2 separate regions of the Homo sapiens genome follow, and region 1 is linked to region 2. Evidence: chromatin loops called from intact Hi-C (ENCODE). Cell type or tissue: dorsolateral prefrontal cortex. All regions are shown on one strand.

What was found. Peaks named below come from ENCODE experiments on the same cell type or tissue, not always from the same donor. Only the 100,000 strongest peaks of a DNase experiment are listed, where the experiment ranks them.
Region 1: a loop joins it to region 2, with 3 times the contacts of the local background. A loop is called at or near these places in 3 of 110 quality-filtered maps.

Annotation. Positions count from the first base shown.
Region 1 is chr7:97,374,739-97,382,738 of GRCh38, forward strand. All of the region lies in intron 2 of LOC105375416 (a long non-coding RNA gene), which reads right to left. Among named protein-coding and RNA genes, the nearest start is that of SDHAF3, 260 kb to the left of the region's middle. In dorsolateral prefrontal cortex, a CTCF peak has its summit at 7,262 (motif pointing left); a DNase peak (open chromatin) is centred at 3,171.
Region 2 is chr7:97,141,230-97,149,229 of GRCh38, forward strand. The region is part of intron 1 of SDHAF3 (succinate dehydrogenase complex assembly factor 3); the gene reads left to right. It overlaps LOC107984034 (a long non-coding RNA gene), which reads left to right. Exons shown (of 3, transcript XR_001745291.1): 2 at 1,444-1,589. Among named protein-coding and RNA genes, the nearest start is that of SDHAF3, 28 kb to the left of the region's middle. In dorsolateral prefrontal cortex, a CTCF peak has its summit at 4,038 (motif pointing right); no DNase peak of the experiment used is centred here.

The DNA of each region.
Region 1 (8,000 bases), 230 kb after region 2:
GCAGATACTATGTATTTTACAAACTGAAGGTTGTGGCAACCCTGGATAGAGCAAGCCTATTGGCATCATTTCTCTCTCTCTTTTTTTTGAGACAGAGTCTCACTCTGTCATCCAGGCTAGAGTGTGGTGGTATGATCTTAGGTTCAAGTGATTCTCATGCCTCAACCTGCTGAGTAGCTGGGATTACAGGTGCATGCCACCATGCCTGGCTAAATTTTGTATTTTTAGTAGAGACAGGGTTTTGCCATGTTGGCCAGGCTGGCGTCGAACTCCTGGCCTCAAGTGATTCACCTGTCTTGGCCTCCCAAAGTGTTGGGATTACAGGTGTCAGCCACTGTGCCTGGCCTATTAGCAGCATTTTTCTAATAGTGTGTACTCACTTCACATCTCTGTGTCACATTTTGTTAATCTTCATAATATTTCAAACTTTTTTTTATTGTTATGGTGATCTGTGATCAGCAATCTTTGATGTTACTATTATAATTGTATTAGGGCATGGTGAACTGCAACCATATTAGACAATGAACTTAACTGATAAATATTATGTGTGTTCTGACTGTTACACCAACTGGTCATTCCTCCAGCTCTCTCTCTCCGTGGGCCTCCCTATTTCCTGAGACAACAATATTGAAATTAGGGCAGTTAACAACCTTACAATGGCCTCCACATGTTCAACTGAAAGGAAGAGTTGCACTTCTCTCACTTTAAGTCAAAAACTAGAAATTATTAAATTTAGCGAGAAAGATATGTCAAAAGCCAAGGCTGACTGAAAGCTAGGCCTCTTTTTTTTTTTTTTTTTTTTTGAGACGGAGTCTCACTCTGTCGGCTAGCTGGAGTGCAGTGGTGCCATCTCAGATCGCTGCCATCTTGGCTCGCTGCAAGCTCCACCTCCCAGGTTCACACCATTCTCCTGCCTCAGCCTCCCAAGTAGCTGGGACTACAGGCGCCCGCCACCACACCCGGCTAATTTTTTGTATTTTTAGTAGAGATGGGGTTTCATCTTGTTAGCCAGGATGGTCTCGATCTCCTGACCTCATGACCCGCCCGCCTCGGCCTCCCAAAGTGCTGGGATTACAGGCGTGAGCCACCACGCCCAGCCAAAGCTAGGCCTCTTGTGCCAAATAGCCAAGTTGTGAATGCAAAGGAAAAGTTCTTGAAGAAAATTAAAAATGCTATTCTAGTGTACACACAAATGATAAGAAAGAAAAAACAGCCTTATTGTTGCTATGGAGAAAGTTTCAGTGGTCTAGGTGGAAGATCAAACCAATCACAACATTCCTTTAAACAAAAGCCTAATCCAAAGCAAGGCACTAACTCTCTTCAATTCTATAAAGTCTGAGAGAAGTGAAGAATCTACAGAAGAAAATTTTATAGCTAGCAGAAGTTGGTTCATAAGGTTAAAGAAATGAAGCCATTTCCATAATATACAATGCAAAGTGAAGCATCAAATGCTGATGTAGGAGCTGCAGCAAGTTATCCAGAAGCTCTAGCTTAGATTATTAATGAAAGTGGCTACATTACATATGCACTACGGAATACACTGAAGCCACAAAAAGAACAAGACCACGTCCTTTGCAGGGACACAGATGGAGCTGGGAGGCCGTTATCCTTAGCAAACTAACACAGGGACAGAAAAGCAAATACCTCATCTCACTTATAAGTGGGAGCTGAATTATGAGAACACATGGACACATAGAGGGGAACAAAACACACTAGGGCCTATCAGAGGGTGGAGGGTGGGAGGAGGAAGAGAATCAGGAAAAATAACTAATGGTAATAGCCTTATACCTGGCTGATGAAATAATCTGTACAACAAATCTCCTTGACACAAGTTTACCTATGTATCAAACCTGTACTTGTACGTCTGAACTTAAATAAAAGTTGTAGCTACATTAACAAGAGATTTTTAATGTAGATGAAACAGCTTTCTGCTGGGAGAAGATGCCATCTAGTACTTTCATAGCTAGAGAGAAGTCAATGCCTAGTTTCAAAGCTTCAAACGACAGACCCACTCTCTCGTTAGGGGCTATTGCAGTTAGGGACTTTAAGTTGAAGCCATGCTCATTGATCATTCTGCAAATCCTAGGGCCCTTGAGAATTATGATAAATCTACTCTGCTTGTGTTCTATAAATGGAATAACAAATCCTGGATGACAGCACATCTGTTTACAGAACGGTTAACTGAATATTTTAAGCCCACTGTTGAGACCTAATGCTCAGAAAAAAACGATTTCCATTCACTGCTCACCCAAGAACATGTTCACCCAGGAACTCTGATGGAGATGTACAAGGAGATTAATGTTGTTTTATGCCAGCTAATATAACATCCATTCTGCAATCCATGGATCAAGAAGTAATTTCAATTTACAAGTCTTATTTAAGAAACAAATTTCATAAGGCTATAGCTGTAATAGATAGCAATTCCTCTTGTGGATCTGGGCAAAGTAAATTGAAAATCTGTAAAGGATTCGCTAGTCTAGATGACATTAGAATATTTGTGATTCATGGAAGGAGGTCAAATATTAATATTAACAGGAGTTTAGAATAAGTTGATTCCAACCTTCATGAATGACTTTGAGAGGTTCAAGACTTTAGCCAAGAAAGAAATTGCAGATATGGTGAAAATGACAAAAGAACTAGAATTAGAAGTGGAGCCTAAAGATCTGACTGAACTACTGCAATCTCATGATCAAACTTGAATGCATATGAAGTTGCTGGTTTTTTTTTTTTTTTTTTTTTTAGATGGAGTCTTGCTCTGTCGCCAGACTGGAGTGCAGTGGCGCCATCTCGGCTCACTGCAACCTCCATCTCCCGGGTTCAAATGATTCCCCTGCCTCAGCCTCCCGAGTAGCTGGGACTACAGGCACCTGCCACCACACCCGGCTAATTTTTTCTATTTTAGTAGAGACAGGGTTTCACCATGTTGGCCAGGATGGTCTCAATCTCTTGCCCTCGTGATTCACCTGCCTCGGCCTCCCAAAGTGCTGGGATTACAGGCGTGACCCACCACACTTGGCCCGAAGACTTATTATTATCCCATCAGCCTTTCTCTCATGGAATTTGGCCTCAAAAATTAAGTAAACATTTAAGTCAAAAGGAGAGTGAGAATATTGCCTTCTAGCCTTTCATATAAGATTTGCTGGTATTTAATGAGGCCTGATTCTGCCTGGCACTGTGCCAATGCCCTTATTTACTGGTGAGAAAACTGAAGTTCAGAGATGTAAAGTTATATGGTCTAGCTCACATAGCTTCTGTGTGGTGAAGCTGGGGTTCCAACTCAGGTCTAATTCCATTAGAGTCTTGCGTCTTTCCTGCCTACTCATATGTACCAAGACTCAGCTAGTACAGGAGTTGGGCAAGGTACTGAGACTACAAGGGGGAATGGGTGGTGAGTCTACTTTCTGGGTATAGTCAAATTCATTTTCATACCTGATCATTCATTCATCCAGTATGTATTAAGCAACTACTACGTGCAGACCCTTTTCTTTTCTTTTTTTTTTTTTTTTTTTTTGAGACGGAGTCTCGCTCTGTCACCCAGGCCGGACTGCGGACCTCAGTGGCGCAATCTCGGCTCACTGCAAGCTCCGCTTCCCGGGTTCACGCCATTCTCCTGCCTCAGCCTCCCGAGTAGCTGGGACTACAGGCGCCCACCACCGCGCCCAGCTAATTTTCTGTATTTTTAGTAGAGACGGGGTTTCACCTTGTTAGCTGGGATGGTCTCGATCTCCTGACCTCATGATCCACCCGCCTCGGCCTCCCCGTGCAGACCCTTTTCTAGGTGCTGGAGAGACAACTAGGAACTATATAGAAATGGTCCTTTAAGAAACCTAGGGGTTGCTAGGAAAAGCAGACAAGTGAATGAGCAATAACATGACGTGTCATACATGCTACTCTTAAGGTATTAAAAAAATCCTACTGGAGCACAGAAGAGGGGAGGATAATGCTTATGAGTGGGGAATGTTTATGTCATATCTGAAGTGGTTGATAAATGAAGGTAGAATGTTTAAATTCTAAAGACTTACCTCTCAGACATTTTACTATTTTTTCTCTAAAATTTATCTGTTTCTTTCTTTCACACACACACACACACACACACACACACACACACACACACACACATCTATGATATATCCTAATATAGCCGGAGACCATGGGAACTGAAGTTTCATCATCAGCTGAGTTAGTGTGTGAATGGGTAGCAAGAGCTCTAGCATCACCAACAGCAGATGACCAGGTCATCTATGCTAAGTAAGAAGGTCTCCTCTTCCATGGCCTTCTCTTCATCAAGAAAAGACTCTAGCCAACCAAACTGTGCTTAGGTTCAGACAACAAAGCTCCTACAGCCCCAAGGAAAAAAGAAAATGGAAACTTCATAGCATCCTGCTATAAAGTTTCTGATCATTTCTTCTTGGATTTCTTTCACGGATTCAGCTTCCCCTCCCCTTTATAGTTACTTATTTTTCTTTGGTGTCAGTCTTGGATGGCACACTCAGCATGTGGGTCCTCTTTAGATGTGCACTCATTTTTAAGAAATCATATTTCAGAAACCAGTGGAAGCTTTATCATTATCCAGGCAGCTCATTCCCATACACTGAATTACATTTTAAGCAAATTGAAGGAAATTTCTTCTCTCAGACACATAATTCTCAAGTTTGGCCTTTGACAAAGTAAGATTATAATGTGATTTCTCCAATAAAAGGGAAACATTGTTTTCATTTTTGGCAATAGCGGAAAAAATGATATTGAATGTTACAATTGAATGTATAATTTTTCTTCCCAATGGATGTATTCTACAAATGAGCTAAATATTTTAAATGTCTCATAAGATTGATAAATGATGGCTAAGTTTATTTTGTGAATAATTTTATCGTCTACCTTATGTTTTAGGAAAAAAATAAACATCTCTCTGGCATAACACTGTGGTATAAACACTATTTGTTTTTCAGAAACTAGATGAAATTTCATGTTTCTGCTTTTCTCATTATTCTTTCATAAAGTTTATATATTTTGAGGATAACTATATTTTGAAGAAAGGTTAAAAATTATTCATCCACTTACCTAAGAAATTACCTACTGGTGAGGATGAGTGCAAATATCTTTAAAAGTAAATAAAGTTGGCAATGTACTAAGCCATCCTGCAGTTTCAGATTCAGTTGTTCTTCTAAAGAGAATGTGATTCTGGCTATGCTGAGAGAGCCTGCAGCAAGTACTTGAAATCCAACTTTGACAGGTTAGCTCTGACATCTCTGGGCTTTGTGGCTCTCCACTATATAATACCACACCTTGTTAAAATGTCAATATAATTTACAATGAACTTACAGAGACAACCAGTAGTAGCCTCAAGGCACATATAATTAAGCATTGCTGCAATAGAAAAAAATTATTTCTCTAAAGCCAAATATCTGCAACAAAACTATCACGCCCATTGGGCAGATGCCTAAGCAAGCTATGTCATGGTTCACCCAAAGCCATATCCTTGTGCTGTAGAAAGTGATGGTCTGGGTTTTATCTCCTATTGGATTAATCATTTGGCCATTTTCCTTTCCTAGACAGAAGCTTTTTATTTATTCCAAGATAGCGCCTATTTTGTAAAAAGGAAAATAACCCACGTTAAACATGTAATAGTCTAACCCATGTTAAACATGTAATAGTCTATTTCTCTACTTACCTCAATATTTCTAACTATAAAGTAGGCGCAGGGTACTCACTTTAAAATCATGGGATACATGGGAGGAAGAGGGAAGGACTCATGCTGGAAACAGCAGAAGGAAAAGAATTCCCTATTGGTTTTTAATATGTGCCTGTCCCAGGTGCTTAATGAAACCTTGTAAATCTTCATCTTCCAAACGACTGGATTCAGTTTTTGGCAAAATAATACATTTTGGGCATCTTAACAGGGACTGCAGGGACATAGGGAGATGAGAAATATATCTCTGGATTTACTCCGCTAAACTTAAAAGTTTTGTTTCTTTTGGAGAAAATCAACCCTCTTGATCATTTTACCTAGACCAGAGTTTCCCTAGGTAAGGTAAAAGTTTCCCTACTTGGCAGTTGAAAAGTACAATTACCACTTACACTATTTTTAAGCTACACAGATGTTAAAATTATCTCTACTCAAAAACTTTGGTGAATTGTTTTCAGATCTTTGAAGCAAAGCTATTGTGTGATTAATGACCTCATTTCTGACCAGTTTTGAATGGTGGAGTCCATGGTCTGTCAGGATGAGAGAAACCAAGATGCTGGTGACACTTCTTTCTCTAGTGCCAGTCTCCATCCTTTAGCTGAGAAAAAGATGATTGCACGGGCATTCAGGGGGTTAGCTAAGATGTTTTGCTGACACAAAAATGGTGTCTGCTTTTGCAAAGGCCTGGGTTACAAGTTATATTGTTTTTCTTTAAAAAATTAGCCCTGGAGCCTGCGGCTAACACATGCCCCTTTTCACTTGAGTTGGCAGGGAATTTTTAAAAGTTTTCTGGTGTGGCCAAGATCTGAGAATTACTTATTTATATTTACCATTTGTATATAATTATATTTAGTGTAGATTTGGCTACAGGATTCCTGTGTACCCATTAGAAAATGGCACTATTCTGACCAACTCTAGATATTTTACCATGAGTATGTTTTATTCCATCAAGTCATTTATGTCTTCAAATTGTAATTTTCCTCTCTTAAAAGAAAGATGTTTTAATTTTATCTTCAAAATCAAAACTTTGTCTGCTCCCTGAATTTTGTTCTTTACAAGTTGGATAGCATCAAAAACCAGCAGTTTTTCTACTTTTTTTCTTCCACTTAAATGATTTACATGTTACAGAAAATATAGGATGGAGGTTTGTCTTCTGCCCTACTCTCCCAACTCCCTGTGATAAAGGCACCGACACAAACAGAAATAAAACCTACTTGAACATTAAGAGTCTTAGTTTAATAGACTTCTCTGGGAATCATAAGAGAATTTCCTTCTAAAATAATGCTGTTTATTTAACAGTGGGACTAATGGTAAACTGAAATTCATTACATATTCATGAAACTGACTTATAGCAAAAGCAAATCTTAAAGGGAAAATCTTGGAACTGAGACTCCCAATATTATAGCTGGCATATAATTTTTTAAACAACTGATTAAGTTCAAAAATTTTATTTTGACCTCTGAATTTGTTATACACTCACTTTGCCTACTCTTAGAAAGTGAAAATTTCCAGATTGTTGAAGATTCTCTACTATAATAATCTAATATCCATAATCTACGGATGTGACAGAAGGATGGAAAAATTGCTATGAATGTGATTCCCTCTGGAGGCAAAAGGCGGAAATGTCTTTAGGAAACAAATCATAAATTTCCTTAGCTGGAGAAAGCGTGAAATATAAAATCTAAACATGAAAAATTTCCACATAGTTGATGTAAAGTTAACTTGATGGGGAAGAGACAGCTGCAAACTAGAAACCAGGGAGGGGGAAAAAAAAGCTAATCTGAGACAGGATAATAAATGAGGAAACTGACAGTTTCATCAAAGGTCAAAGGAAATAGGTAGAAGTGTCAAAGTGTGGTCTGGGATGCTCACATCTAATAGAGGGCCTGGCTGCTCTTGTCATTCCCCTGGGGCTGTAGTGATTGAATGGAGGCTGCTTCCAGTGGCAAGCTAATTCCTCACCAGGGCAAGTAGAAGGATGGTGCAGAAAGACAGAGACTGTCAGGGACTGTTTCAGTATTAGGGAGCTACTGCCATGTAATTGTTTACATTCCAGATCCAGCCTCCAGACTAAAAGTTGACCAAATTATTTATGGAAACATATCAGCGTTCAGTTTCCTAAAGGACCTAACATGTTGGTTTTGCTAAACAACTTATGACCAAAATAATAGAGGGGAGGAAAGGAGAGCAGTCCAAAGCACAGTGCCTCATGAGCTTCATTCAGTAAACAGAGCAATTAACCCCAAATTAAGACTCTATTTTTTGCAAATAAATTTTTATTTTGTTCTTATTAAGCCTCTGTTCATATTTCCACCTT
Region 2 (8,000 bases):
TTCATTAGCAATTTTAATTTCACCCCAGTTCTGTGGTCCTGTGATCTCGCCCTGCCTCCATTTATCTTGTGATATCTTATTACCTTGTGAAGCATGTGATCTCTGTGACCCACACCCTATTCGTACACTCCCTCCCCTTTTGAAAATCACTAATAAAAACTTGCTGGTTTTACAGCTCAGGGGGCATCACGGAACCTGCCAACATGTGATGTCTTCCCCGGACACCCAGCTTTAAAATTTCTCTCTTTTGTACTCTTTCCCTTTATTTCTCAGACTGGCCAACACTTAGGGAAAATAGAAAAGAACCTACATGAAATATCGGGGGTGAATTTCCCCCGATATCTGGCGCCCGATGTGGGGCTCGAACCCACGACCCTGAGATTAAGAGTCTCATGCTCTACTGACTAGCGCCTGCCATCACACCTGGCAATTTTTTTGTATTTTTAAGTAGAGATGGGGTTTCACTGTGTTAGCCAGGATGGTCTCTATCTCCTGACCTCGTGATCCTCCTGCCTTGGCCTCCCAAAGTGCTGGGATTACAGTCTCTTTTGGTACTTAATGTTATCTACATTGTATTATAGTTACTTATGTACACCTTTTTGCCACTAGTTGATGGTAAGTTCATTGAGAACAAAAACAATGTTCTACTTATCTTTGTAAAATTAATGGGACAGTAGTATGTTTTAATAGATGTTCAGTAAGTCTTTTTCTCCCCCAAAAGAAAAATGAGTGATTATTTTTTGACAAAGACCAAATATGCTAATTACCACAGCTGGATAAAAAGTTGAGCAATGAAATGTGTGAATTGTTGTCTTTTTTTTTTTTTTTTTTTTTTTTTTTTTGAGACAGTGTCTCGCCCTGTTGCCTGGGCTGGAGTGCAGTGGTGTGATCGTGGCTCACTCCAACCTCTGCCTCCCGAGTTCAAGCAATTCTCCTGCCTCAGCCTCCCGAGTAGCTGGGATTGCAGGCGCATACCACCACGCCTAGCTAATTTTTTGTATTTTTAGTAGAGACGGCATTTCACTATATTGGCCAGGCTGGTCTCAAACTCCTGACCTCGTGATCTGCCCACCTCGGCCTCCCAAAGTGCTAGGATTACAGGCGTGAGCCACCGCGCCTGGCCTGAATTGTAGTGTTTATAAAGATTAATAATGTAAACAAAGTCTTAAATTCTGAAATTGTATTTTATAAATATGTGAGAATTTAGGGCATTAGGCTTATTCCAAGCACTTTAATTCATGTCTTTATGTAGATAATACTGTCAACCCATTAGGCATATGATTGTATGCATAGCTGGTTCAGTTTTTAATTTTGTTTTTTTGCTATTTGGCTATTAATAAGCTTTTGTCTTTATAGAACTAGTATCAAGCATCTCTAGTTTCTAATTATTCAGAACAAGTTAAAGTAGCTTAATACTCCTGTTTCTTTTCCGATTTATTATAGGGTTTTAAGTGCCTAAAGTCAGGGAGAGAAAAGGAGACAGTATTTAAGGAATTTAAGATCTTGAAGTGGAAAAGGCCTAGAAGAGCCATAACTGCTGAGTCTTGGAAAGAAAATGAAACAGAGTGTCTGCATGCAGTTTCCTTAAGGTACAAATGAACACCACTATCTTCTCTCAGGAAGAAGGAGCAACTTTACAGGATTATTTTCTTCTTAAATTCTTTTTTTTTTTTTTTTTTTTTTTTTAGACAGAGTCTCACTCTGTTGCCCAGGCTGGAGTGCAGTGGTGTGATCTTGGCTCACTGCTGCAACCTCTGTCTCCTGGGTTCAAGCGATTCTCCCGCCTCAACCTCCCGAGTAGCTGGGATTACAGGCAGACGCCACCACATCTGGCGAATTTTTGTATTTTTAGTAGGAAGTTTCACCATGTTGGCCAGGCTGGTCTCGAACTCCTGGCCTCAAGTGATCCACCCACCTCCACCTCCCAAAGTGCTGGGATTACAGGAGTCAGCCACCACTCCCAGCCCCTTCTTAAATTCTTCTAAGAATATTTACTTTGTTTAAAAACTGGATTAATCTTTTCAAATATTAGAGACTGCTAGGGTAAGCTAATACCCTAGTCTGATACATTAATTTTTTTTTCTTTTTCCATAAGTTATTGATGTACTGGTGGTATTTGGTTACATGCGTAAGTTCTTTAGCGGTGATTTGTCAGATTTTGGTCCACCCATCACCCGAGCAGTATACACTGCACCATATTTGTAGTCTTTTATCCCTCACACCCCTCCCACTCTTTCCCCCAAGTCCCCAAAGTCCATTGTATCATTCTTATAGCCTTTGCATCCTCACAGCTTAGCTCCCACATATCAGTGAGAACATACAATATTTGTTTTTCCATTCGTGAGTTACGTCACTTGGAATGATAGTCTCCAGTCTCATCCAGGTCACTGCAAATGTTGTTAATTCATTCCTTTTTAGGGCTGAGTAGTGTTCCACTGTGTGTGTGTGTGTGTGTGTGTGTGTGTGTGTGTATACCAGTTTCTTTATCCACTCATTGATTGATGGGCATTTGGGTTGGTTCCACTATTTTGCAATTGTGAATTGTGCTGCTATAAACATGCATGTGCAAGTATCTTTTTCAAATAATGAAAAAGATTATCTTTTCCTCTGGGTAGATACCCAGTAGTGGGATTGCTGGATGAAATGGTAGTTCTACTTTTAATTCTTTAAGGAATCTCCACAGTGTTTTCCATAGTGGCTGTACTGGTTTACATTCCCACCAGCAGTGTAGAAGTGTCCGCTGATCACCGCATCCACGCCAACATCTATTATTTTTTTATTTTTTTTATTATGGCCATTCCTGCAGGAGCAAGATGGTATCACATTGTGGTTTTGATTTGCATTTCCCTGATCATTAGTGATGCTGAGCGTTTTTTCATATGGTCATCGGCCTTTTGTATATCTTCTTTTGAGAATTGTCTACTTACATTCTTTACTCTTTTTGATGGGATTGTTTGTTTTTTTCTTACTGATTTGTTTGAGTTCATTGTTGATTCTGGTTATTAGACCTTTGTCAGATGTATAGATTGTGAAGATTTTCTCCCACTCTTGTGTGTTGTCTGTTTGCTGACTGTCCTTTTCTCTTCAGTTTAATTAGGTCCCAGCTATTTATCTTTGTTTTTATTGCATTTGCTTTTGGGTTCTTGGTCATGAAATCCTAAGCCAATGTCTAGAAAGGTTTTTCCAGTGTTATCTTCTAGGATTTTTATAGTTTCAGGTCTTAGGTTTAAGTCCTTGATCCATCTTGAGTTGATTTTTGTATTAGGCAAGAGATGAGGATCCAGTTTCATTCTCTTACATGTGGCTAGCCAATTATTCTAGCACCATTTGTTGAAAAAGTTGTCCTTTCCCTGCTTTACTTTTTTGTTTGCTTTGTCGAAGATCAGTTGGCTGTAATATTTGGGTTTATTTCTGGGTTCCCTATTCTGTCCCATTGGTCTATGTGCCTGTTTTTATACCAGTATCATGCTGTTTTGGTGACTGTGGTCTCACAGTTTGAAATCATAGTGTGATGCCTGCAGATTTGTTCTTTTTGCTTAGTTTACTTTGGCTATGTGGGCTCTTCTTTGGTTTCATATGGATTTTAGAATTGTTTTTTGTAATTCTGTGAAGAATGATGGTGATATTTTGATGGGGATTGCACGGAATTTGTAGATTGCTTTTGGCAGTATGGTCATTTTCACAATATTGATGTTACCCATCCATGTGCATGGGGTGTGTTTCCCTTTGTGTGATCTGTGATTTCTCTCAGCAGTGTTTTGTAGTTTTCTTTGTAGAGGTCTTTCAACTCCTTGGTTAGGTATATTCCTAAGTATTTTTTGTTTTTTTTTTTTTGCAGCTATTGTAAAAGGAGTTGAGTTCTTGATTTGATTCTCCACTTGGTCGCTATTGGTGTATTGAAGAGCTACTGATTTGTGTACATTAATCTAGTATCTGGAAACTTTGCTGAATTCCTTTATCAGTTCTAGGAGCTTGATAACATTAATTTTGTGTGTACATGTAATTTCAGAAATTTCCACATGATGGCAGAAGATACTTATGTCTGGGAAGATGTAACTAAATGAAAACTAAATTTTATCTGAAGTAGTATTTGTCTTTTTACATTCTGACTAGTACATTTCATATTTGAATTGTCTGTTACAGATTTGTTGCCACTTTAACTATTTTATATATATGTTTTAACTAATTTTAAAAGGGAGTAAATATTTTTTCTACTATATACAATGTTAATCCATTTTTGAAGGCTTCATGAGTAATCACTGAATAGTGTTTAAATAATTGGTTTGGTAAAAGTCATTTTTCTTAGTAAGTTTAAGGGATACTGAAGGCATTTATTTACCAGTTCTAGATGAATATATGAAACCCAATATGTGAAATTTTATTTGACTTTATTTTAGAAATTAAGGAATTGGTTCAACATACATTCTTTTGTGTTACCTAGAATTTTGAATGACCACTTCATGGTCTCATTACCATTTTGAATCTTGCTTCCTTTCCCTGTCGCTGTCAAGTGTTCTCTTAAATTTTCTTTGTCTTAATTGAAGAAATTATTTCATTCAATAAACATTTATTAAATGCCTTCCATGTTTCAGATCCTGCTCTATAGCCTGATGATTCATAGTAATTCAAAACCCCAACAGAGAGAGAATCTTCGTTTTCGGGATTTCCCAGTCTTGGAAGGCAGATAGCCATCAAACACATGATTGTTTTTGAGTAAATTTTTGTAGTTCTTACTACAATAAAATATATTTATAATAAAAATTTTAAGGAAGATGCAGCTTTATAGTTAGCAGATTAATTGTGAAATTATGAGTTATATCATTGATGACCTGGAAAAGATAAAAATAGAGATTTGGAAATTTTGTGAAAACTTAAATAGGCTTTCCCCCCCCCACTTTTGAACGCTAGATGACAGATAATTTAGTTTAAAAAGCAAAGAGATAACATGACATTTTTTATTTTTGGCCAGTAATATTCTGGCCTTTTTAAATGTGCTGATGTTTTGTCCTGTCTATTATTAGTTTGGTTGTATAATTTGTTGTCAAAACTGTGACATTTGTGGGAGTAAAAGAAGCACTAAAATCACATCATACACACATTTTTGAAATGTGTATTTATTGACATATAAATTGTGTTTATTATGTTGTTAGAACTATGAAACAGTTCTTTATAACTTCTCAAAAATTTTCCAAAATATAAAACATTTGTATATTTGAAGGCAAAACACTTTTTATTGTGATCGTATAAATGTTACAAAAAGAACATAAAATAATTGTTCTTGAGACATATTTATGTACTTTCTATCTGTTCCTGTCTGTAATACAGTGTCACTTTTTTTCTCTGAAGAATACAGATTTTGCAATTTGGTTTTAATTTTTTTAATTGCCTGATATCTTTTTTGAAGTTACATTTTATGATTAATAGAGAAAACTATTCTGCTATAGATATTGGGATACCAAAGAAACTCAGCAAATTTTGCCCAATGGAGGAGATTCTCAAATCAATATTTTTTTGCATTTAAATTATAAATAGTTAAGCCCAAAGATTTTAATAGGTACCTTTTTTTTTTTTTTTTGAGATGGAGTCTCACTCTGTCGCCCAGGCCAGAGTGCAGTGGCGCAATCTGGGCTCACTGCAAACTCCACCTCCCGGGTTGATGCCATTCTCACGCCTGGCTAATTTTTTGTATTTTTAGTAGAGACGGGGTTTCACCGTGTTAGCCAGGATAGTCTTGATCTCCTGACCTCGTGATCCACCCACCTCAGCCTTCCAAAGTGCTGGGATTACAGGCGTGAGCCACTGCGCCCGGCCAATAGGTACTCTTATTGTCTCCATTTAGATTAGTTTTCTCTGACAGATATTTCTGTAGGATAAAACTTGTCAGATAAATTATCTGTATTTAGGATTATTTTAAACGTTTTGCCAAATTCACATGCTTCAAAATCATAGGCCTTTTCAATTTTCTTCTATTTGGGTATGAATATAAGTATACGCAGTTATAACTAGGAGTTCCTTCAAAAGATTGTTTTCAGAAGTTGAGATAGATACACAATTATAGAATTTCAAAATTAGATCTTGTGCATTATTTGTGCTCTCATAATTCATTGTTTCTTCTTTCAGTAAATTTGTCTTCTAGTTATAAGCTTTGTTTTCAAAAACACTTCATTAAAAGCTTAAGCTTTTTGTTTATTTGTCCAGTACTTTGATTAAATAATTCCTACTGATTTGAACAAAATGCAACCAAAATCTAGGGAACTAGTTTATAAGAAATTTCAGCATCATTGTAGGGTACTTAGGTTGATTTGCAAATTAGTTCTGAAAAGGCTCCAGGGTTTCTAAAATCTATATGATAGGCAGCCCAAAAGGAAAGCTCATGCTGCCATGGGGGAGTGCTTGTGCTCAATAGCAGTCTTGTTACAAAAATTTTATATATTACTCTTACTGTATAAATACAGATTTTTAGCCAAGTGTCAATTTGACAGCAGATTCTGTTTTGATTATTAGAATGTCACAGTTTGGGCATGGTTATAAATTGTGTACGCACCACCAATTGCATGTACATTCCTCTCAAAGACTCTAATAAGAACATTGTTTCTTACTTTGGTACTCTGCTCCACCAAAATGTGTTATCACTGTAAAAAATAATTTTATCTTCAGTGGTGAACTTTTTATTTATTTATTTATTTTTATTTTTATGTTTTTTGAGACAGAGTCTTGCCGTGTCTCCCAGGCTGCAGTGCAGGCTCACGGCAACCTCTCTCACTCCCAGGTTCAAGCAATTCTCATACCTCAGCCTCCCAAGTAGCTGGGATTACAGGCACATGCTACCATGCTCAGATAATTTTTGTAGAGACGGGGTTTCACCATGTCGTCAAGCTGGTCCCGAACTCCAGACCCCAAGTGATCCACCTCAGCCTCCCAAAGTGCTAGGATTACAGATGTGAGCCACTGCTGAACTTTTTAAAAACTGAATTTACAATAACACGATAACATCAGATGTTTCACCTTTAAGAATGAATTTCCAGCCGGGCACAGTGGCTTGCAACTATAATCCTAGCACTTTGGGAGGCTGAAGCGGGAGGGCCACTTGAAGCCAGGAGATGGAGACCAGTCTGGGCAACAAAGTGAGACCTTGTCTCTACAACAATGTTTTAAAAATTAGCCAGGCATGACAGCTCATGCCTGTAGGCCCAGCTGCCCAGGATGCCGAGGCTGGAGGATTGCTTGAGCCCAGAAGTTTGAGGCTGAAGCCAGCTATGATTGCCCTACTGTACTCCAGCCTGGGCGAAAAAGCAAGACCCTGTCTCTTAAAAATAAAAATAAACAAATAGTCACCAGTAGTTTTACTTTGACTCCATGAATTTGATAAACAATTCACCCTGTTCCTAGATTTAATTTAACTGGTTTTTCCATTTGAAGCATCTACTATCACTGATATAAAGCTAACAGCATTCAACTTTTTTCAAAGTAGTTCTTTTGTTAACAGTCTAACAACTATTGCTTTACTTTTTATATGTGCGTAAGATAACCTAGAATAAAAATGAGTGAAATTAACTTAGATGATTAGTGATTTGATCTAAATGAAAAAATTGTGCTTCTCAGTGTAATATGTAAATATATATTATCTGTAGCTATACCTATTGTCTCCATGTACAGTAATTTAAAAAGTAGATTCTGATGCACAATCAGTAGATTTGTGTCTTTTTTTTTTTTTTTCTGAAACAGGATCTCACTCTGTCTCACAGGCTGGAGTGCAGTGGCATGATTTTGGCTCACTGCAGCCTCAACTTCCCAGGCCAAAGTGATCCTCCCACCTGCGCCTCCTGAGTAGCTGGGACTACAGGCGTGCACCATCACACCTGGCTATTTTTTTTCTATTTTTTTTGTAGAGACATGGGTCTCACTATGTTACCCAGGTTTTGGTCTTGAACTCCTGGGCTCAAGCGATTCTTCCGCTTTGTCTTCCCAAAGTGCTGGGATTACAGGTGTGAGCCACCGTG